Regions from separate parts of the Homo sapiens genome. Here regions 2 and 3 are each linked to region 1. Evidence: read pairs that join two places in POLR2A ChIA-PET (ENCODE). Cell type or tissue: CD4-positive, alpha-beta T cell. All regions are shown on one strand. Each heading gives the region's core, and the rest is flanking DNA. Links, peaks and the distances in the headings are about the cores only.

Region 1 (7,151 bases), core at 1,232-6,231:
GGCCACTTCCTACCGTTGTGCCATCTGTGAAAGGTTTCTCCAAAGCAGATTCTCATGCAATATTTTCAGCAAATGTACTTTTTAAGCCACTTCAATAATGGAGAAACCAGGGGCTTCTTCATAAATCTGTAGGCAGATGTGGTGCCACCTTAACAGTCCTACAGAGAGGCTGGAAAGCCCCGGGGGAACCCCAGAGTACATTCCAACCCAAGGCAGTGGTGGTGCCGGCAAGTCAGCCCTAGACCCCAGGAAGGGGAGAGAAGTGAAACTCCAGTTCTCAGCAATACACAACCCACCCCTGGCGAGTCACTTCCCTCTTGCTGCCTCCCTTTCCTCAACTGTCAAATGGGCACAATACCTGCCATTGCTGACTCTTTATAAGAACAGAATTAATTAAATCACACACACACGTCTGAAGGTAAAGCTCCTAGCATCGTTCCCGGCACACAGGAAATAATAAATGTGAGCTGCCATCATCCTCATCTGGGAAAAATCTTGGGCAACTCCATACTTATGATAAGAAACAAATTGGCTGGGCGCAGTGGCTCACGCCTGTAATCCCAGCACTTTGGGAGGCCGAGGCGGGCAGATCACGAGGTCAGGAGATCGAGACCATCCTGGCTAACATGGTGAAACCCCGTTTCTACTAAAAATACAAAAAATTAGCCAGGCGAAGTGGTGGGCACCTGTAGTCCCAGCTACTCAGGAGGCTGAGGCAGGAGAATGGCGTGAACCCGGGAGGTGGAGCTTGCAGTGAGCCGAGACTGCATCACTGCACCCCAGCCTGGGCAACAGAGCGAGACTCCCTCTCAAAAAAAAAAAAAAAAAAAAAAAGAAACAAATTAACAAAGCCCAAAACAACAAAGAAACTAATGTGTACAAAAATGTTTCAAAAGCTATTTTGATGATTAGTTAAGTGCTATCCAACATTTACTGCCATTAAAAATCATCAACAAAACAAGCCTCAATAAGTCCACCCCACATACTGCAGTCTAGACTCCCAAAGAACCAGCCTTAGGCTGGGAGGTGGCTCACACCTGTAATCCCAGCACTTTGGGAGGCTGAGGCGGCGGATCACAAGGTCAGGAGTTCAAGACCAGCCTGGCCAAAGAGACCAGCCTGGTCAACATGGTGAAACCCCATCTCTACTAAAAATACAAAAATTAGCCGGGCGTGGTGGCGGGCGCCTGTCATCCCAGCTACTTGGGAGGCTGAGGCAGAAGAATTGCTTGAACCTGGGAGGGGGAGGTTGCAGTGAGCCGAGATCACCCCATTGCACTCCAGCCTGGGCAACAGCAGAGTGAGACTCCATCTCAAAAAAAAAAAAAAAAAAAAAGAAGAAGAACCAGCATTAGAAAGGGCTCCGGGGTGGGTTTATCCACCCTACCAAATTACAACAAAGGCACCTGAGGCTCAGGAGATTAAGCAATTTGCCCACGGTCACCCAGCCAGAAGCAAGGCTTCCGCAGCCCCCTGTGAGCTCCAGCAGGACAGTCAGGAGGAGAGCTGTCTTCTGAAGGAATCCTCAGGATGATGGGGTGTCCTGTTAGTGCAGCAGCTGCCTCTGTGGCAGAGGGGTCCCTGGAAACATGAAGGCTCATTTTCACCCAAGTCACACAGCCAAGAGAATAATATCAGAATCAATAAAAATATAGATGCATGGGGAATAGTCAGATGGGCTTTAGTCCTAACTTTGCCCCAACTCAGTATATGACTATGTGCAAATGTTAACTCTTTCAGGTCTCAAAGAAAAGCTCTGTGTCTTAGTCTCCTCCTCTGTAGGATGAGAACAGTTAACAGTACCTTTCTCCTATTGTAAGGATTAAATGCAACCACAAGTGTAAAATATACAGAAGCGAGCCTGGTACAGCACGTGGTAAGTGCCTAATGAACATCAGCTACTACTATTATTTGTATTTATTATTGAAAGGAGGGGTTGAGAGTAGCCAATTCCATGACTCATGAACAATCATCCATCTATTTATTCAGAACCATCACTTGAAGGAGGATGGGCGCATGTGATAACCAGCAAATAAATACAACCACTGTTTCCAACCAGGGGTTTTGTTTGTTTGCTCGTTTGGGGTCAGCTAAGTGGCTATTTAACACGGTCACATTCCACTGGATGTCAGCTGTCCTCTCTTCTCATTCCATGTCCTTCCTTCTCTCAGTTACTGTCAGTGTCACACTCCTGCTCCGTTTTTAACAATACAGTGTGTGGCTGGGAATCGCATCTGTCAGGTCCACATCAGTGGCACAAATTTTAAAAGCTATAGAGCAAATGCCTGAAATCCGCCCCTCTGAACCCAGCCCTGGGCAAACCACACAGCATCCTGTGCTCAGTGCTCCATTTCTACGCTTTAAAAGCACTGCAGAATCGCCTGATCACAAAACTTAATATGCAGTAAAGTCACTGTGTGGTTTGGGCAAGCCAGTGAAAAGCAAAGAGAAAGCTGCTGCTAAGGGACTGTGGGGACAGAAGTCTAAGCTGTTACAGGAGTCGTGGTGTTCCGGGAAGCAGCAGTCCAGACTGCAGGGTGGGACTTGGGTTCAGAGAATTGTCACCTGTCTTTCAAACTACAGCCTGGGAGAAGAAAGTGGGAGAAAGGAATTGTGACCAGCAGACAGCAGATTTCTAATAAATTCAGATGAACCTCCCCCCCTGTACCTTAGCTCACAGAGGAGGGGGAAGTAGCAAGAAAATACTGCCCATGCCTCTTGACAAAGAAGGAAGGGGGTGCCAGAGGCACACCAACAGCCTGCACCCCAGCCCTAGACAGCACACGCTGCACAGTCATCCTGGGAAAAGAGAGTAATGCTGCAGGAAGCCAGTCCTAAATCACATTCAAAGGCCAACTGAAAAAAAAAAAAATAACAAGTAGGGACAGGGATTCCTGGGATGGTGCTCATTATGGGTGTCAGGCTGAGTAGAGCTGGCACAGGCCTTGGTTTGTAAACACAGGGCAGAACGAGCATTACCTAAGAGCGCTTTGCTCCTGCACATCCCAAAGAACCAGGCAGTCACTACAAGTGGAAGCTCAAAGAACATGCACTCAAGTGGAAGCTCAAAGAACGTGCACTCAAGTGGAAGCTCAAAGAACGTGCACTGACCAATGGATGCGGCATCAGAACCGAGTGGCGGCTCAGCCTTCACGGTGTCCTGGCGTTCTCCCAGTGGTGTTCTGGGAATTTGATCCTAACCTCATCATTAGTGTTCAGAGGACTACAGGAAAACACAGAACCCCCAACTAACTGCACACCACTGATCAGATATTGGTCCTACTAATGTACCAAGAAACATCCTAATTGGCAATTTGAAACCACAATAAGCTACGTCTAAAGATAATTTGAGACTTGGAACCAGAAACTAAAATTCATTCTATGATAATATTAACTAAATTCACTCATTCTTTTAGTAAGTATTTACTGAGCACCTATTGCGTTCAAGGCACCGTAATGGCACCGCAGTGGTAGACACACTCCCTCACGGAGCTAATCATCTGTTTAACATTTCACTTGTTGATTTTTTAACTTGCAGAAAGGAAACTGGGGCTTTGATTTTGAATGAGTGAAACATCATTCTACTCAAGCATTGATCTGGGGCATTTCCATGGAATTTACTATATGTTAGAGGAAGAGAAGGCACAAAGAGCCCAGAGGAAGTTGATTTTGGTAGAGGCAGCTGTGAGAGCATCGAGGAAGTGGGTTTTCACATTGTGTTTGGGGTGGAGGGTCCAAGGAGGAGCCTCGGCCACAGCTAAGCAGGAAGGACTGCATTCAAAGAGGCTTCCCCATTAGTGGTTACCTAATGGCCTTCTTATGTATAAAAAAGGGCCTGCAGTCACGCATGCGGGGCTTCAAACCTAGATGACGGGTTGATAGGTGCAGCAAACCGCCACGGCACATGTATACCTATGTAACAAACCTGAACGTTCAGCACATGTATTCCAGAACTTAAAATTTAAAAAAGCCGGGGCGGGGGCGGGGGGGGGGGTGGTGCGGGGTTGGCGGGGGCAGTGGCTACAGCTTAAAAACACAAACAGAGGAGCGCTCCTTTTGAGTCCCACTCCTTCCTGGCACTGATGGGGAAAATAAGCCCCAGGAAAGGGTAAGAATCACCCAAGGACACAACTAAGATGTTCTCAAACAGATGACCAGAAACTAAGATGACTGGCCTGCTGGATGACAGATCCCTTAATAATTCACAAACGGTGGGTTTTATTTATTTACTCATAAAACAGCCTTTGGGGCAAGACGGGTGACGAGTCAGAGGAACACCTGTCCCGGCGGCGAGGCGGCCGCGGGGTGGGGCAGGCGGTGGGTTGTCAGGCCTCTCCTCTTTCCAGAGCGTGATCTTATCCTGGCCATGGGGAACACGCTCAGCTGGCCTGAGGTAAGACCCAGCCTGGCACTCAAGGCAATCTCCAATCCGGGCTACTTTGGGAGACATTTTTCTGCAAGCTCACACATGACTCATCTCTACAGACCTCCTATAAGGTCTCTTGGCTACAAGGAATCCCATTCAAACCGCCTCTGCCAACAGCTGCTCTGGAGACCAGGAAACATTTGGGGTTGCTGTGGTTGATTTTTCTAAAAACACACTTAGCTGGCATTAGTGCTATTTCTTATCTCTCTACAGCACTGTTAATGTGACTAGTATTACGAGTATCAGACGCAGTCTAAAGACTGTAGTGAGCCTCCCTTAATTTCATTGGTAGATCTTTTTTTTCAAAGATCAGAAAAGAGATTGAGAAGCCTGAAGAATTAAGATGGAAAGCTGTGTCCCCAGCAACCAGGGAGGCTCTAACCAGTGCTCTATAAAGGCAAGAAAGGGGGCCGGTTCCCCATTCCACTTCTCCAGGGCATGACCTTGGGCAAACAACCAAATTTCCCTGGGCCTTAGCTGCCCTGAGGGGCAAAAGAGGGATACTCCGCCCTGCCCTCACCCCCTGGGCTGTTGTGAGGATGAAATGAAATGAGGTAGTCTATAAATGCATTCTGAAAACCACAGGAAATTGCAGAGATGTTCAAGATCGTTCTGATTCTACCCCTGGACTGTGGCCTCCAGGGACAGGTTCCTGCTGGCTCCCTGCCACGAGGCATCACTTGGTGTTTGCCAACAAGGAGGCACTCAGTAAGTGTTAAAACGGGTGAGTGAAAGGAGGCAGAGCAGGTGCCATCAAAATGTCTCATTGCTTGACTGAGTATACTTTGACGACAAAAATTCCTAACTATGGAGGAAAAAGGAAGTACAAATTTGACGAGTTTAAAATTGATCGAAATACAATGACTGCCAATCTAAGAGGACCTCTTTCTCAGGCCACAAAAATGAGTAGCCCTACATCATAGGGCCTGTACTCTTAGTATCTGTTCTGAGAAAATATATCATGACAAAAATGTGACCATGAAATGCAGTCATTATAAATTTCTTTTCGATTTACAATAAAAGCATCTTCACACATTTGAAACCGTAGCACACTGAGCGTGAGACACCTATTTATTCCATCTTCAGGCAGCGTGCTGGGCAAGCCTGTGGCCACTTTAGCAGGCCCAGTGAACTGCTCCAAGGTGACAGGAGCTACAGCGCTGGCAGGAGGGTCTGGTAAATGATGAAACTCCCAGCCAGCCTGTGGTTCGCTGGGAGCACAGAGAGGAAGGAAAGGGACTTTAAAAACATACATACAAAACTGCTTAACTTATGGCCAGCCCAGTTAGAAGGTATGGCCCAGGAGGCCGGGATCTTTGCTGTGTCCCAAGAACAAGAACAACTCCAGGCCCTCAGGAGGTTGCTCCGTGAGGCAGGCGATGAGTGAAGCCACTGAAGGAGGGAAGAAAGGAATGAGTGACTGAAACTGACACATGCAGTCCAAGGACCTTCTTCCCTTCAGCTGAGGAGGCCTTGGTCTGCTCCCACCCCAGGAGACTGGTCCCCTACCCCACTGCCTGTGCCCAGCTAAGTGGACCCATCCTCCGCCTCTCACCTTAAGTCCCATTTTGTCACAGGAGCACAGGAGTTTCCTGACCATCCCTCCCCACTGCAAGTCTGATCTCTTGCCACCTTCCTGCTCACCCTGTGACACACAGAGGATGCCTGTATTCAGGGCAGGCAGCACGACATCTGCTGAGTTCACCACTGAGTCCCCAGAGCCTTGTACGGAGCCTGATGGAGCCGGTGCTCAATCCCTGATGAATGAGGGATGGAGTAATGAGTCAATGAAGGGATGGGGCAAAGGTTTCAAAGTCCAGACAAAAACAAACAAACATGAATCATTTCTCCGAGGAGGGGATGCAAACGCAAATGTCAAAAGTCCAAGTGGGCCGTCGGAGGTGTGGCTGGCTGTGGGAGTGGTGAGGGGCTCTGTGGGAGTGTCCGCCACCTGACTCCTGCCCATAGCTGCCTTGTAGGCAGGAACAAGCGCTCAGAGTTACCAGAGATTCTCATTTTTCAAGGAAATCAGGAACCAGGCTTTTGAGATTTTTGAGTGACTTCCTGATTTTTCAATATTGACCATCAATTCTTTTGTTTTTTTCCTCAAGAACACGTGCGGATCCAACCCAACATATCTGTGGACTGAATCCAGCCCGCAGCTGCCAGTCTGTGCTTAAGCTCCAAAAACATGACGGTATCAACTCTCCTCGCTCAATGTCTTTATTGGAAGATATATGAGCAAAAAGAACCACAGTAACTGCTTGCACAACCAGAACCATGTTCATTTGTTCTCCAAAGCAGCCTCTAAACAGCTGCATACATCTCCCATCAGTCTTCCAGAACAAATCCCTCTGAGCTCCTAGGGAAGAGCCTCTTCTCCTCTGCAGGCCTGCCCACAAGCTCACCCTGGGAGCTCCCTAATCTGTCCAGCTCTCTTCTACTCCCTACCTCCTCGTCATCTCTAGAAGCACTGTAGAGTTTAGAAAGCCTCCCCTGCATCCCAGCTTGTTCCTGGCCCTCCAAATTCAACCTTTCTCCACCAGGCCTCACTTGACAGGCCCCCACCAGCCCAGCAAGTTGTCCCTGTGCCACCCTCTGGCCCAGACTGTCTTGATTCCCCATGGCACTTGGGACCCCCAAATGTGAGGCCTATGACCTTGTGTATTCTCTGAGGATATACATAGGTATGGATGAACCCCTCAAGGCCCTGCCCCAGCCAGGC
Region 2 (7,151 bases), core at 1,305-6,304, 150 kb before region 1:
TGAGGACACTGGAATACTGTGTGATGCCATGTGTGGGGAGAGGAGCCATACATCTGTCACAAGCATGGCTGCACATGCTCACGGGCAGGCTACAGAAGGAAATGAGAGTGGGGCTGGGGGCTGGGAAAGGAGAACCCGTATTCTTCACCTGAGCGCTTCTTTTCTGTTTAAACTGTATTATAAGAAGCATTATATATTATATTATATATATGTATTGTATATTATGCATTATAACTGTATTACAAGAACCTTAAGTAAAACCAAGTACAAATGTCTCCGTTAGAAACCCCTAAATTAAGATTTCTCTGCTGGAGCCTGACAGATCTTCCCCAGAGCAATGGAGGCAAACCCAGGCGGGGCTGGGGGCCTGGAGGGGCTGCTACTCACAGGTACGGGATGCACGGCGGTTCCACCTCCGAGAGGGCGGCCCGGTAGGCTCGGAAGGAGGACGAGCTGTCGATCAGTGTGCAGTACTCGGCCAGGCCCTGGCAGGACAGGACAGGACAGGACCGGACAGGGGTGAGCGAGTGCTGGGGCAATGCTGGGGCAGAGCCCTGGTCCTCCTCACTAACTGGAGGGTCAACCACCCTCTGCCCAACTCCACAGGTCCCACTACGCACAAACACCCAGCCAGGTGTGGGTCCTGGCCCTGGCCAGCAGGGATTCTGTCCTTTTCAACGAGTGTCAGCCCAACCCCTGGTCACAGGGGACTTCAGGCCGTTTTGTGGAGAAACACCCCACAGTACTCATTGTGCCTGGGCAGCCAGCGCTTGTGTGTATACGACATCCCGGAAGATGGGCTCCTGCCTGGCCCTGTTCGGCGGTGCAGCCAGAGGAGCTTCCCAGGCACACACTGAGTGGCGTCACTCCTGACTCGGAGCTGCCTTTGCTCTGCCCTGTACTCAGGGAGGACCAACTAAAGATAGCATGTGACCTCGCCCTCCCCAGGGCTGGGTGGCTTCTCTCCTGCAGGGGTGGGGGGCTCCCACCTAGGAGACTCAGCCAGCCCTGCCCCACTCAGAAGGCCCCTCTCCTGCCTCTTCTCCTGTTACGTGCCTCTCCCTGAAGTGCTGCCTCCTGAGGACCCCCCATGCAGAGGCCGTGTGAATTTCCCACCTCTCCCCATACACTAGCTTACAACCATCCCTGAACATGGGCTTGAACAAGAAGACCCTGGGTGGCCTGGCTGACACCCGGGTCTCTGACATGACCCCTGGGTGGCCTGGGTCACACTCGGGTTCCTGACACGACCCCCAGGTGGCCTGGCTGACGCTCGGGTTCCTGACATGACCTCTGGGTGGTCTGGTCACACTCAGGTCCCTGACACAATCCCTGGGTGGCCTGGCTGAACTTGGGTCCCTGACATGACCCCTGGGTGGCCTGGCTGACACTCAAAAGCCATGGGTTTTGCCCCCATTTGCAATATTATTTCCCTACACAGGATAAAGGTCCAACTCCTCACCAGGCTCCTGAGGCTCTCATGACCTAGAACTGGTCCCCTTCTCCCGGGATGTGGTCCCCTGGCCTCCTCCTGTCCCTGGAGGTGCTGACCCCCACCTGCTCCTGGCTGTGCACTCCTTTGTCCCCTTTGATTCTCTTCCCTTCCCAGGAAACTCCTCCTCCTCTGCAGATGGTGGCATGAGTGACACTTCCTCTGGGCTGGCCCACCTGCCCACCCTTCTTCTTTTAGTGCTTATCTAGCAGAAACTCACCCAACATCATGTTGGGCTGTTCACAGTGCGTCCCCAGCACCTACCGCAGTGCCCGGCCCGAAGCAGACCCTTCAGAAGAACGGGCTGAGGGCGGGCGGGGGAGGCGGGAACCCAGGGATGGGCCTGCTGGGTGGCAGCAGAACACCGGGATGTGACCACCCCAGAACCAACCTCGAAGCTCCCGGGGGCCTGAAGATTGGGGATCAGAGACAGGAAGGCGGGAGGGCAGCTGTTCTGGTCACACAGCATGTCGGTGGCAGAGCAGGGGCCTAGGCCCAGCATTTGCTCCAGTGGGAGCACTTTCTGCCACAGCTAGTCGCCTGAGGGCTGGGCGGCCCCCCTTACCAGCCACCCTCCCGCCCACGCCCCAAGGCCACTCACCTCTGAAGTCTGCTTCTGCCACTCCAGCCTGCGGATGGGCGCCGAGTCCAGGGCAGAGAGGATGGCCAAGTAGGAGTTGAAGTTATTCAGCTTCCGCAAGTGCTGCCGAGAGAGGGGCGGTGCCGTGAGGCAGGAGGGCAGGCGGGTCCCGGGCTCCCAGAGCAGGGACTGATGATGGGGGCCTGGGAAGGACTTGGCCACCATTACCTTCATGATCTTGATGAACTTCAAGAGCAGCCGTTCCCTGTCCTGGGCCTTTTCCTGTAACATGATTATGGACCGGACCCTGCATGGACCAAGGGAAAAAGAAACAGCTGAGTTGACAAGTCCCTGCAGGTCCCAGGGGTCCTGGTGGAGACAGGACCTGTACGACCCCCATGCCAGTGGCCACGAGCCCACCCCTACTGAATACCTGCAGCCTGCCCCAGGCATAGATCTAGTTTCTGCTCTCCAGGAGCTCATAACATCCTGGGACAGAGGCACAAGGAAATCTGGTGACAATAAATCTGGTGACCATAAGGAAATCTGGTGAAGGCCCAAAGGGGGCTTCGAATCTGCAGGTGGAGCATGGGAGGATGAAAGCAGAGCCTTTCCTGACAAGCATGGGCCCCAAGTACCAGGGGGCTGGGCAAGTTCCTTGTGTGATGCAGGACTGGCTCGGGGAGACCCGCTAGCACGTGAGGTAAGAGGTCACCTTGGGCAGCCACGAGGGAAGGAAACTCTCAGAACCTTAGTAGCAACCAAAGCCGAGACCAAAGCCAAAGGCCAGTCTCATCTGTGTGATAAATGCAGCAGGGATGTCACCCTGGCCTCAATTTCCTGTGGTTCACAGGGGCCACTACCAGGGTCACTTGGAGGTGGTGCCGCACTTTGCACTGCTGGTTCTTCTTTTTTATTTAAGAGACAGGGTCTTGATCTGTCACCCAGTGCTGTGAGTATATCTCACTGTAGTCTTGAACTCCTGTTCTCAACTGATCCTTCTGCCCCAGCTTCCCGAGTAGCTGGGACTATAGGTGTGCACCACTGCTCTTGGCTAATTTTAATTTTTTGTAGGGGGGGGGCGTCTCTCTATGTTGTCCAGGCTGGTCTCGAACTCCTGCGCTCAAGTGACCCTCCTGCCTCGGCCTCCCAAAGTCCTGGGATTATAGATGTGAGCCACTGCACTCGCACCTCTGTGCAGCCAGGCCCTGTGGAGTGTGCCCCTGAGCTTCTTGCACCCAGCCAGAGGCTGGTGTCAGAAGCCAGGCTTGGGGCCTTGTGTGCAGCTTCCGTCTGCTTTAGAAACCACATCCTGTTGGGCAAAACCCTACGCTGGACTGCCATAGCTAAACATGCTTTTCCCCAGGATGGAGTGCTTCTGTGGGGAGGAAGATAGGCAAACGGGAGATGATCTCGGGGCCTTTAAAACACATCAGACATTCTCCTGGAGGCAACAGTGGGTGGGTGGGGGTGGCACAGCTGCTGAGCTCTAGGGGGTCCTGCCTGATGCTGAGCTGCTATGGGGGCTTTGTCGCCTCTTGAAGAGACAAGAGCTCTGGTTTATAAACACATTACTGGGATTCATTTTGCTTTAAGAATTAAAGACTAGGCTGGGAGCGGTGGCTCATGCCTGTAATCCCAGCACTTTGGGAGGCTGAGGTGGGTGGATCACGAGGCCAGGAGGTTGAGACCACCCTGGCTAACACGGTGAAACCCTGTCTCTACTAAAAATACAAAAAATTAGCTGGGTGTGGTGGCGAGCACCTGTAGTCCCAGCTACTCTGGAGGCTGAGGCAGGAGAATGGCGTGAACCCGGGAGGTGGAGCTTGAGGGGAGCCAGAGCTTGCAGTGAGCCGAGATTGCGCCACTGCACTCCAGCCTGGGCGGCAGAGCCAGACTCCGTCTCAAACACACACACACGCACGCACACACACACACACACACCTGCAGAGCAAGACTCTGTCTCAAACACACACACACACACACACACACACACCTGCAGAGCCAGACTCCGTCTCAAACACACACACACACACACACCTGCAGAGCAAGACTCCGTCTCAAACACACACACACACACACACCCACCTGCAGAGCGAGACTCCGTCTCAAACACACACACACACACACCTGCAGAGCGAGACTCCGTCTCAAACACACACACACACACACACCTGCAGAGCGAGACTCCGTCTCAAACACACACACACACACCTGCAGAGCGAGACTCCGTCAAACACACACACACACACACACCTGCAGAGCGAGACTCCGTCTCAAACACACACACACACACCTGCAGAGCGAGACTCCGTCTCAAACACACACACACACACACACCTGCAGAGACTCCGTCTCAAACACACACACACACACACACCCCTGCAGAGTGAGACTCCGTCTCAAACACACACACACACCTGCAGAGCGAGACTCCGTCTCACACACACACCTGCAGAGCGAGACTCCGTCTCACACACACACCTGCAGAGCGAGACTCCGTCAAACACACACACACACACACACACCTGCAGAGCGAGACTCCGTCTCAAACACACACACACACACACACACACCTGCAGAGCGAGACTCCGTCTCAAACACACACACACACCTGCAGAGCGAGACTCCGTCTCAAACACACACACACACACCTGCAGAGCGAGACTCCGTCTCAAACACACACACACACACACACCTGCAGAGTGAGACTCCGTCTCAAACACACACACACACACACACACACACACCCCTGCAGAGCGAGACTCCGTCTCAAACACACACACACACACACCTGCAGAGCGAGACTCCGTCTTACACACACACCTGCAGAGCGAGACTCCGTCTCAAACACACACACACACACACACCTGCAGAGCGAGACTCCGTCTCAAACACACACACACACCTGCAGAGCGAGACTCCGTCTCAAACACACACACACACACACACACCTGCAGAGCGAGACTCCATCTCAAACACACACACACACCTGCAGAGCGAGACTCCGTCTCAAACACACACACACACACACACACGAATTAAAGACTAAATGCAAACATTAACGTTATAGAGCCCACTCCTTTGCTAACTGTTCTGTCAGGCAGAGTCAGTGTGAGCATCAGCTTGAGATTGCCTGGCAGTGACCAGGGCAGGAGGGCAAACTCACGCCCTTCCCAACACCACCTATGGCAGACATCGCTCCTCGACCCTGGCACTCTTCCCTGCTGAGCCTCCTCGACCAGGTGGCCACTTCCAGCAAGCCCCATCCTGTCCCTGCCCCTGTCCTCAGCCTGTCAGTGCTCATGGGAACCCCCAGGAGCTTAGCGGAATGAAAGAGGCAGCTCCTTCTCCTACCATTCAAGCTCCCTGCAAAGGAAAACGCAGAGCCCACCCAGACGTGCCACCATCCAGAGCAACAGGGCTTGGCGCTGGGCCTCTCTTACCAGTAGGACATGTTGTTGAAGTGCTCCGTGAACTGGGTCAAGTTGGGGCTCTTCTCCTCATTCTGCTCTTTTGCCCAAAGCAAAACCTCAGGAATCTACAAAAGGAAAGAAGGCAGATGGAGGTGGAGCCCCGGCTTTCCCCTGATGGGGGTTTCTCTCATTCAGGGACAAACAGTGTGGCTCCCCCTGGCAGGAGCAGCCTGTACCTCTATTTTATAGAAGAGCTCAGCATCCAGCAGCGTTAGCTGCTCCGCTATCTCATGGCTGTGAAAGTCGTGCAAGGTCCCCGGCCTGGAAGACAGAGGTGTGAGAAGAGCCGTCAGGGGTGGGGAGGCCGGTGGGGAGGGCTGAGCAGGCCCGGGCTGCGGGCGTCAGAGCAGGAGAGCCTCTCTGCCCAGCAGGAGCGTGGAGGCTACAGGGCGGGGAAGCCCCAAAAGGCTCCCTGGGGCCCTAATGGCCTCCTGCCTCTCTCCGGGACGACACTGTCTGCCTTTCTCTCCTGCTTCTGCTGGGTATGTCCAGCAGCTTCTGGAATCAGAAGCCTGAGTTTCCCTCGTGAGCTCATGGACAGTTGAGATGCCAAGAAGGCTCGCTCACGGCTGGAGCCCACTTCCAGGTGGCCAGCAAGAACAGAGATGGTGCCAAAGAAACGAAGGCTATGCGCTCACTGGAAGGAGCCCACTACTCAACAGACATGTATAGGTGCAAATGACACTCACCGTCGGTGTCGAGGGGACGGGCCACAGACTGGCATCAACCACTGCCATGTTCGTGCTGGGACAACCCAGAACTGACCACAGCCCAGGGTGTGTGCACTCCTGCCCTGTCCTATGAAGCCCCATGCCCTGCTGCCCGCTTCCTGGTCACAAAGGGATCACCACCCAATATGTGCCTCCTGGAGAAGAGGCCCAGCCCCCAGGGATCCACGGGGCTGTTCCTGAGGCACCTCATCAAAGGGCCTGTGCAGAACCAGGATGGGGCTGTGGGGCTGGCAGGGAGGGAGGGTAAACTGAGAAAGGCACGGCTCCTGGGGAAGAGGCAGGGCTGGAGAGGTGGGCTTCTCACCTGGCTGCTACCCCCCGGGCTGCCAGGGGCTGGCTGGAGGTGGCACACCTGAGTAGCTTCTTCTGGTCCACCTTGTCCAGGATGTTCTTCCGGAGCACACGGGCCAGGCTCAGCTCCCCATTGCACACCAGGCGGAAGACCAGTTCCATCAGCAGCTTCAGGATCTCTTCTGTCAACTCCACCAGGCTGAAGGACAAAAGAGCACAAGGTGAGGAGCAGGAACGCAAGGCCCAGGCAGAGTCTGTCTTTGCCTTGAGACACACAAAGGGCACGGGGCTGTGACCGGCACAGAGCTGGCTGGGAAATTTCTCATGGGAAGAGAGCAGGAGACGAGAGCCTGGGATGGCTGCCTGTGTCCTTGGAGGTGTTGGGATGGTCACAAGCACCTGCCACACACTCAACAGCCATCTGTTGGCGCTGGACAAGCGCCAGTGACTGTGCTGGGGCCTGGGCTGCAGGGACAAGTCCTACACGAATCCCGCCCTGGGGAGCTGCTGCTCCCATTGGGCAATGAGACACCAAGACTTCCCGGCCTCTCAGACTAGATGCTCCCCAACTTGCCCTGCTG
Region 3 (7,151 bases), core at 1,305-6,304, 77 kb before region 1:
CTATGTTGCCCAGGTGGGCAAAAATATTTTCTTTCTTTATATCCTTATTCTTTAAGCTTTTTTCTATTTAAAAAATTATTATTTTTTTTTCACTTTTAAAACTTTTCATTAAAGACAAAGACAGACACACATTAATCAGCCTAGGTCTACGGGGGCAGGATCATCAGTATCACCATCTTCCACCTCCCCATCTTGTCCCACTGGAAGGTCTTCAGAGTAATAAAATGCAAGAAGCTGTCATCTCCTATGATAACAATGCCTTCTTTTATAACACCTCCTGAAGGATCTGCCTGAGGCTGTTTTACAGTTAACTTTTTTGTTTTTAGTAAGCAGAAGCATACTCTCAAATAATGATAAAAAGTAGAGTAAATCCATAAACCAGTAACATAGTCATTTATTATCAAGTACTACGTACTGTACATAACCATATGTGCTATATATTTACACCAGCATCACCACAAACAGGTGAGTAATGCATTGCGCTGGATGTAATGATGGCTACATCAGGCGAGGCGACAGGAATTTTTCAGCTTTATGATTATCTTATGGGACCATAAGATTATAATGTGGTCTGCCCTACATATGTTATAATGTGGTCTGTCACTAACTGAAATGTCGTTATGCAGAGCATGACTCTATTTAAAAATCATATGCAGCCATCCCTTAGCATCCTCAGGGGCTTGGTTCCAGGATCCTCTGCGGGGATCAAAATCCACGATGCTCAAGTCCCTTATATAAAACAGTGGAATATTTGTGTATGACACACATCCTCCACATGCTTCAAATCATCTATAGGTTACTTACGATACCAAATACAATGTAAATGTTATGTAAATAGTTATACTTTATTTTAAAATCTGCATTATTACACTGTTATTTTTATTGTTTTTCCCTGTATATTTCTGACCATGACTGAATCAGCAGAGGCTGCAGAACCCACGGATATGGAGGGTCAGCTATACCTGATAAGGGACTTGTATACAGAAAACATTACAAAATTCTTACAGCTCTAGAATAAAAGGCATGTAACCCAATGTAAAATGGGCAAAGAGTCTGAGCAGACATTCTCCAAAGAAGATACACAAATTGGCAATAAGCACATGGAAAGACGGTCAACATAATTAGCCATTAAGGAAATGTAACGCTTCACGCACACTAGGTCTAATAAAAAAGGCAGTACCAAGTGTTGGTGAGGACTGGAGAAACTGAACGCCCTACACATTGCTGGTAGGAATGTAACATGGTTTCTCTGCTTTGGAAAATGTCGGGCAGTTTCTCACAAGATCACAGAGTTGACATGTGACCCAGAAATTCCACTCCTGGGCAGATTTGCAAGAGAAATGAAAGCCTAAATCCATGAGACTTGTACAGGTAAGTCAAAGGAAAGTTCACAGCAACATTATTCATAATAGCCAAAGGTGGGAAAAACTCAAATGTCCATGTTTGTGAATGACTAAATAAAATGTATTATATCCATACAATGGAATATTATTTGGCAATAAAAATAAATTAAGTACGGATCAGCTACAACACAGTTGAACCTTGAAAACATTATTTAAGCTAAAGCAGCCAGCCACAGAAGACCATATATTGTATGATTCCATTCATTTGAAATGTCCAGAATAGGCAAATCCATAGAGACAGAAAGTAGATTGGTGGTTGCCTAAGACTGGACGGGGCAGAGATGGAGAGGGGCTGCTATAATCAGTATGGAGTTTTTTCTCCTGGTGTACAAAAGTATTCTAAAATTAGAATATGGTGATGGTTGTATAGCCCAGTGAATTACTAGAAAAAAAAAAGAACTGTACCCTTTTTGAATGAATTGTATGATATGTGAATTATATATCAATAAAGCTATTTTTTTAAAAAAGCCCACTGGCAGTCTTCCTTCATCTCAGCATTATTACAACCAGTTCCAGTGTCTGAAAACATCTTATTAATCGATTTATTTAAACCTGTCTCCTCACAAGAATGCAAGTATGGCTGGGCGCAGTGGTTCATGCCTGTAATTCCAGCACTTTGGGAGGCTGGGGCGGGAGGATCACTTGAGCCCAGGAGTTGGAGCCTAGGCAACAGAGTGAGACTTTGTCTCTACCTACAAAATATTAGCTGGGCATGGTGGTGCAGACCTGTAGTCCCAGCTACTCAGGAGGCTGAGGTGGGAGGACTGCTTGAGCCCAGGAGTTAGAGGCTACAGTGAGCACTGCGCTCCAGCCTGGGCAACAGAGCGAGACCCTGTCTCAAAAAAATAAAGGCTTGGGGGACAAGTTCCCTGAGGACTGTACCTGTCTTGTTCATGCCTGTTTTCCCAGTGCTGACATGGCAGTTGGCCCATAGAAGATAATCAGTAAACATATATTCAACAAATGAAGAAACCAACCAACAACAAAAATATCCCAGGAAGAAGACTGCTTCTTTTAGTAACAGCAGAAATACTTGAAATTGGCTGAAAATTAAGCAACAAAACACTGTCCTACGCAATGGAAAAATAAATACCTGTAGTTTTAAAAATAAAAAGCACTCCCTCTGTCAAGTTTTTCCAGCAATTTAGTACAACAAAACAAACCAGAAAACCAAACAAAACAACCCTCCAAATAAATAGCACGGCACCTTGCACTACATGGCTCTCACTCTGTCTACTATTGCTGCACGTGACTTAACAAGGCCAAAGTTCAGTTCCCTTGCTAAAGACCTTCCAGGTGGCCAGGCAGGATCAGATAAACTACCTGCCCTTTGCAAATTACCTAGGCACCCACTGCGCTCTGGACCAAAGAGAAAAGCCAGGGCCTGACCCGCATTCACATGTGGTCAAACCAAACAGCTTCACAGCTGTGTGATGGCCAGAGCTGCAGAAAGCCCTTCTTAGTCCCCAGATGGGGACACAAGTCAACAGGAAGCTGCTGCACCTGGCTAGCTCACCTGGAACAGCTCAACAGGGTCAGGAGGCTCTCAACACCAGCCCTCATATGTCAGCAGTCATCCCTCGCATTCAAATGAACTGGGATGGTGTGACTTCTCCCGCTCCCCTCTGTCCTGCCTCTTCTCTCTCTTCACCCAAGCAGGGTGGATCCCATTTACAGTTTATACTTCCTTCTTTATACTTCAACATGGATGTGAACAGTCTAATCCTTCATGTGATGCTTAAGAGGGTGTGCACTGTTAGCCAGGCCTGGTGGTACATGCCTATAGTCCCAGCTACTCGGGAGGCTGAGGCAGGAGAATGGCGTGAATCCAGGAGGCAGAGCATGCAGTGCAAGATTGCACCACTGCACTCCAGCCTGGGCGACTGCCACCACGCCTGGCTAATTTTTTTGTATTTTTAGTAGAGACGGGGTGTCACCGTGTTAGCCAGGATGGTCTCGATCTCCTGACCTCGTGATCCACCTGCCTTGGCCTCCCAAAGTGCTGAGATTACAGGTGTGAGCCACCGCGCCCGGCCAAAAAATTTTCTAAAAGGGGGGTGTGCACTGGAGTCAGAATGTTTGCATTCAAATACTTAGATATCATCTCTCTAAATCTTTCCCTTATTTTGTCTGGAAAATGAGTGAGATAACATTATATTTCTTGAGATGGCTGATGTGATGTAGATTAAATGAGATATTTACTGTGGATAATACAATAAGGTATTTCACAAAATGCCTGGCACACGGCACCCGCTCAACACAAGGAGCTTGGATGCATAGCAAGGTCGATAGATACCGAATTCTTATTTCCCAGCTGCTTCCAGATCTTCATCCAGTTATTCTGCAACACTGAACATTTAACTCACTATTCTAAGTAAATGAGACCTTATAAATGCCCACTCTTCTCTTCCTTTGGCACTGAACCAGAAGTCTCAATCTGGCTTTTAGCCTATTAGTCTATTTCCCTCTTTGGTTTAACCTGCCTCCCTGCATACGGATCCTATTGCTGTCCCTACTCCATGTCTTCTGATGGCAGCCCCACAGTGTCCCTAAAAGACACAGCCTCTTCCCTCACCAGGCAGGTTCCCAAGTCAGATGGGCTGTCAGAGCAGTTTCCTAATCCATGTGACTTGTATCCTGTTGAGTAGGACTGAAGCAGGGAAAGCAGACACAAATGGGGAAGTCTGGGCAGGATGCGTGGGTTCTCTGGTGCTCAAAGATCTTCAGGCTGGGTGAGCCAACTTCCGCTTTCTCCACTGTCTACTGCCCTGAGTTGCTGTTCAGGCAGGCATGGGGCTGAGGAGCTGGCAAGATTCACAACTGCGCCGTCATGACCACGGCGGAACTGGGGTAGACAAGTGAGGTGTAGAGGTCGATCACCAAAAAACCCTCTCAGGTTCATGCAAGGGCAGGGACCAACTAAGGGCACTTCTGCCTATGAGCTGTTGATGGAACTCAAGAGGTTTATTATTGCACTCACAATTCTTGTCTGCCTTGGGCAAGGCTGGGAAAACATGTCAGCACCTAAAGACAGTGCAATGCCTACCAATAAATCTCCCTCCTCAGGGTATCCACCTCAGCACAGCCAGCTCTAGCACAAGAAGCCATAAATCAGGCAGAGAGAAGAGATTCTTTCAAATGACAACCAACCTTCTCAACGCTGGAAATCGAGGACAGCACTAACTAGGACAGTATGTTTGTCACATCCTTCTTGAAACCTTGGGTTAGCAGCACAGGCTTCAGGTGATTCTCAAGGTCATTCACACTATGCCTTTGAGTGCTGAGGAGGTACTATAATGCTTTGCGATAGCAGGGTGGGGAGGAAACGACAGGTGCCCTCACATGAACACTGCTGTTAGGGCAATCTCGCCAACGGCTCCAGACAGGCAGGCAGACAGACAGACAGACAGACAGATGCACTCTCCCTGCCCCTTTCTCATGCACGTCAATCATCTGGGATGGAGGGCGACGTGAAGGGAGTGTTCCCACATGACTGCTGCGTCGCAGGCAGTGCCACCAACTGCTCTCTTGCTATTCCCCTGCTTTTCACACTTAGGAAGTTACACTGTAGAATTTGTATATGCGTCTCTTTAGTAATTTTCTAGAATTGAAGTTAAAACAAAAAATTTAAAGATTTCATACAAATATATATATGTACAAGTTATAGAGAATGAATCAAATCCAGGCACCCACCATCTGGCCTAGCAAACAGAACCTTCTGCAGCGATGGAGGCGGCCGGTACCTGAACTGTCTAACACGACAGGCACTAGTGGCTACTGAGGCCTGATTGTGGCTGCTGTGGCTGAGGCACTGAACTGTGAGTTAACTGTGTAAACAGCCCCTGGGGCTGGTGACTGGCACACTGGATGGTGCAGCTCGAGAAGCGGATGGATTCCACTGGTGCTGCCATGTGCTCCTCTACAGCCACATCTCTTCCCTACAGGCAGCCCGACTCTGACTTTCAGACTTATCATCCCTTACTTTTCAGGATAGTTTATATCGACATATACAGTTTAACTTATAAGTTTGTGAACGTTACCTAAGTGATGGCATATTGTAAAGATTCTCACGCTCTTGTTTTTTACTCAATAGCAGGCCTGACACTCAGGCATGCTGGGGTGTATCAGTGATTTCGTTTTCAATGCTGAGAAATTCCGTAGATTCCATAATCCCAGCTTTATTTATCTGCTCTCCTGTCAGTGGACACTGGGTCGCTTCCAGCATTTTTGCTTTAATAAACAATGCTGCTCATACATGTCTCCTGGAACACATGCCAACAGTCCTCTAAGAGCAGAACGGCTGGATTGTAGGGTATATGCCACATTGATTCTTACAGATATTGCAAAACAATTCTCCCAAGTGGCTATGCCACTTTACAGTCCCACTAGCAAGGTTGGGAGAGTCCTAGTTGCTCCATATTCCTCCCGGCACCTGGGGTTGCCAGACATGCAAACTTTCCCACATGGCCATGTCTAAGAAAGGACACAAAAGTCCTCCTTCACCTGGAAATGCCATATGCTGGTGTATTTTATTGTGATCTATCTAATCTGTGAGAGCAACTTCAAGTTCACCTGAACTTGAGAACAGAAAGCCTCAGACTCTTGCTCCATGTTACATTTACCCCAAGGTCAGAGACTCCCAGTGACTAATCTGCTAGTCATTCCTTCCAGAGGAAGGGTGGCTTATATGAGCTTACAAACAATTTCTGTATAAATTGACTGTGATGTTACCAACAGCAGCCACTTTCTTGGGCAACCATCGCAGGCTACAGATCTGGCTGTCGGATGAATGTCCTTCTCTACCGAGAGAGAAAGAGGATGGGCCGGAGGAGAGGATGTAGCCTGCTCACAGAATCATGTCTCAACAGAAAACCAAGCAGAGCAAAAAGACATCAAAGCCAACCCAATTTCTTCAAGTGGTCTGCCAGATGCCAATATTTCATTCTTAAATTTTTAACTTGCCCCTCGGCCAGGCTTAACAATGGTCTCTGCCTGTTGCTGACAAATGTGGCTATCAACTGGCCTTCTTTCTGTGTCATTTGTAGCAGCAGCTGGGTTCCCAACTTAGCAGTGGTTTCTGTCTCAACTTAATCTCTCACCAGGGATGGTGGGGAGTCTCTAAACATCAACCACACGGGATCACAAAGTCAAGGGCAAGGTGGACAACTTTGAGGCAGCCAATCTTGAGAAACGCTGTGGCTAATTCCTCATTCCCTGTCTTCTACTGGGCTCAGAAGTCGAGCACTGGGAAGGATTTAGAGATCACTTACTTAATAAACATTCCCCATTTTCCAAATGCATAAAAAGGACAAATGGAGTGGAGGCGTGATTGAGGACATTAGGAAAAGCTTTTTTAAAGATGAGGATTTCCAATTTTTTAAAAGTCTTTTCACTTGTCTAGGATTTTGTGGACCGCAAGGTAAAGATGGAGACAGAGGGCTATGGGCACAGGAGGCAGCAGAGCTGAAGTCTGTGGCTTTTTTTTTAAATCTATTTATTTATTTTATCTTGAGACCAGGTTACGAGACTGGCTAATTTTTGTATTTTTGGTAGAGACAGGGTTTCGCCATGTTGCCTAGGTTGGTCTCGAACTCCTGGGCTCAAGGGATCCTCCCATCTCAGCCTCCCAAAGTGCTGGGACTACAGGTGTGAGCCATCACGCCAGGCCTGTGTGTCTTTGTTTTAACTTCAGCTCGGCCACTAACCTGGGCAAACTTTTTACCCGAGCCTCCGGTTCCTCACCTAGAG

What was found. ChIA-PET counts read pairs that join two places held together with the same protein. Peaks named below come from ENCODE experiments on the same cell type or tissue, not always from the same donor. Only the 100,000 strongest peaks of a DNase experiment are listed, where the experiment ranks them.
Region 2: POLR2A ChIA-PET joins it to region 1 with 18 read pairs; 11 of 35 experiments call an interaction of 5 or more read pairs at or near these places.
Region 3: POLR2A ChIA-PET joins it to region 1 with 11 read pairs; 13 of 35 experiments call an interaction of 5 or more read pairs at or near these places.

Annotation. Positions count from the first base shown.
Region 1 is chr9:131,729,383-131,736,533 of GRCh38, forward strand. All of the region lies in intron 1 of RAPGEF1 (Rap guanine nucleotide exchange factor 1), which reads right to left. Among named protein-coding and RNA genes, the nearest start is that of RAPGEF1, 7.1 kb to the right of the region's middle. RefSeq lists enhancers at 1-325, 376-525, 5,714-5,843, 6,140-6,434 and silencers at 3,774-3,823, 4,200-4,494, 6,140-6,434. In CD4-positive, alpha-beta T cell, for the core only: no CTCF peak of the experiment used is centred there; DNase peaks (open chromatin) are centred at 2,399, 3,789, 4,439, 5,079 and 1 weaker place; H3K4me3 peaks cover 3,330 bases; H3K27ac peaks cover 4,894 bases.
Region 2 is chr9:131,582,218-131,589,368 of GRCh38, forward strand. It overlaps RAPGEF1 (Rap guanine nucleotide exchange factor 1), which reads right to left. Exons shown (of 27, transcript NM_001377935.1): 20 at 6,584-6,769; 21 at 5,725-5,809; 22 at 5,519-5,613; 23 at 2,301-2,379; 24 at 2,094-2,195; 25 at 388-485. Among named protein-coding and RNA genes, the nearest start is that of PRRT1B, 40 kb to the left of the region's middle. RefSeq lists an enhancer at 7,133-7,151. In CD4-positive, alpha-beta T cell, for the core only: no CTCF peak of the experiment used is centred there; a DNase peak (open chromatin) is centred at 3,374; H3K27ac peaks cover 1,454 bases.
Region 3 is chr9:131,652,448-131,659,598 of GRCh38, forward strand. All of the region lies in intron 1 of RAPGEF1 (Rap guanine nucleotide exchange factor 1), which reads right to left. Among named protein-coding and RNA genes, the nearest start is that of RAPGEF1, 84 kb to the right of the region's middle. RefSeq lists enhancers at 2,836-3,336, 4,504-4,583, 6,918-7,151. In CD4-positive, alpha-beta T cell, for the core only: no CTCF peak of the experiment used is centred there; DNase peaks (open chromatin) are centred at 4,214, 4,754, 5,244 and 6,044; H3K27ac peaks cover 2,801 bases.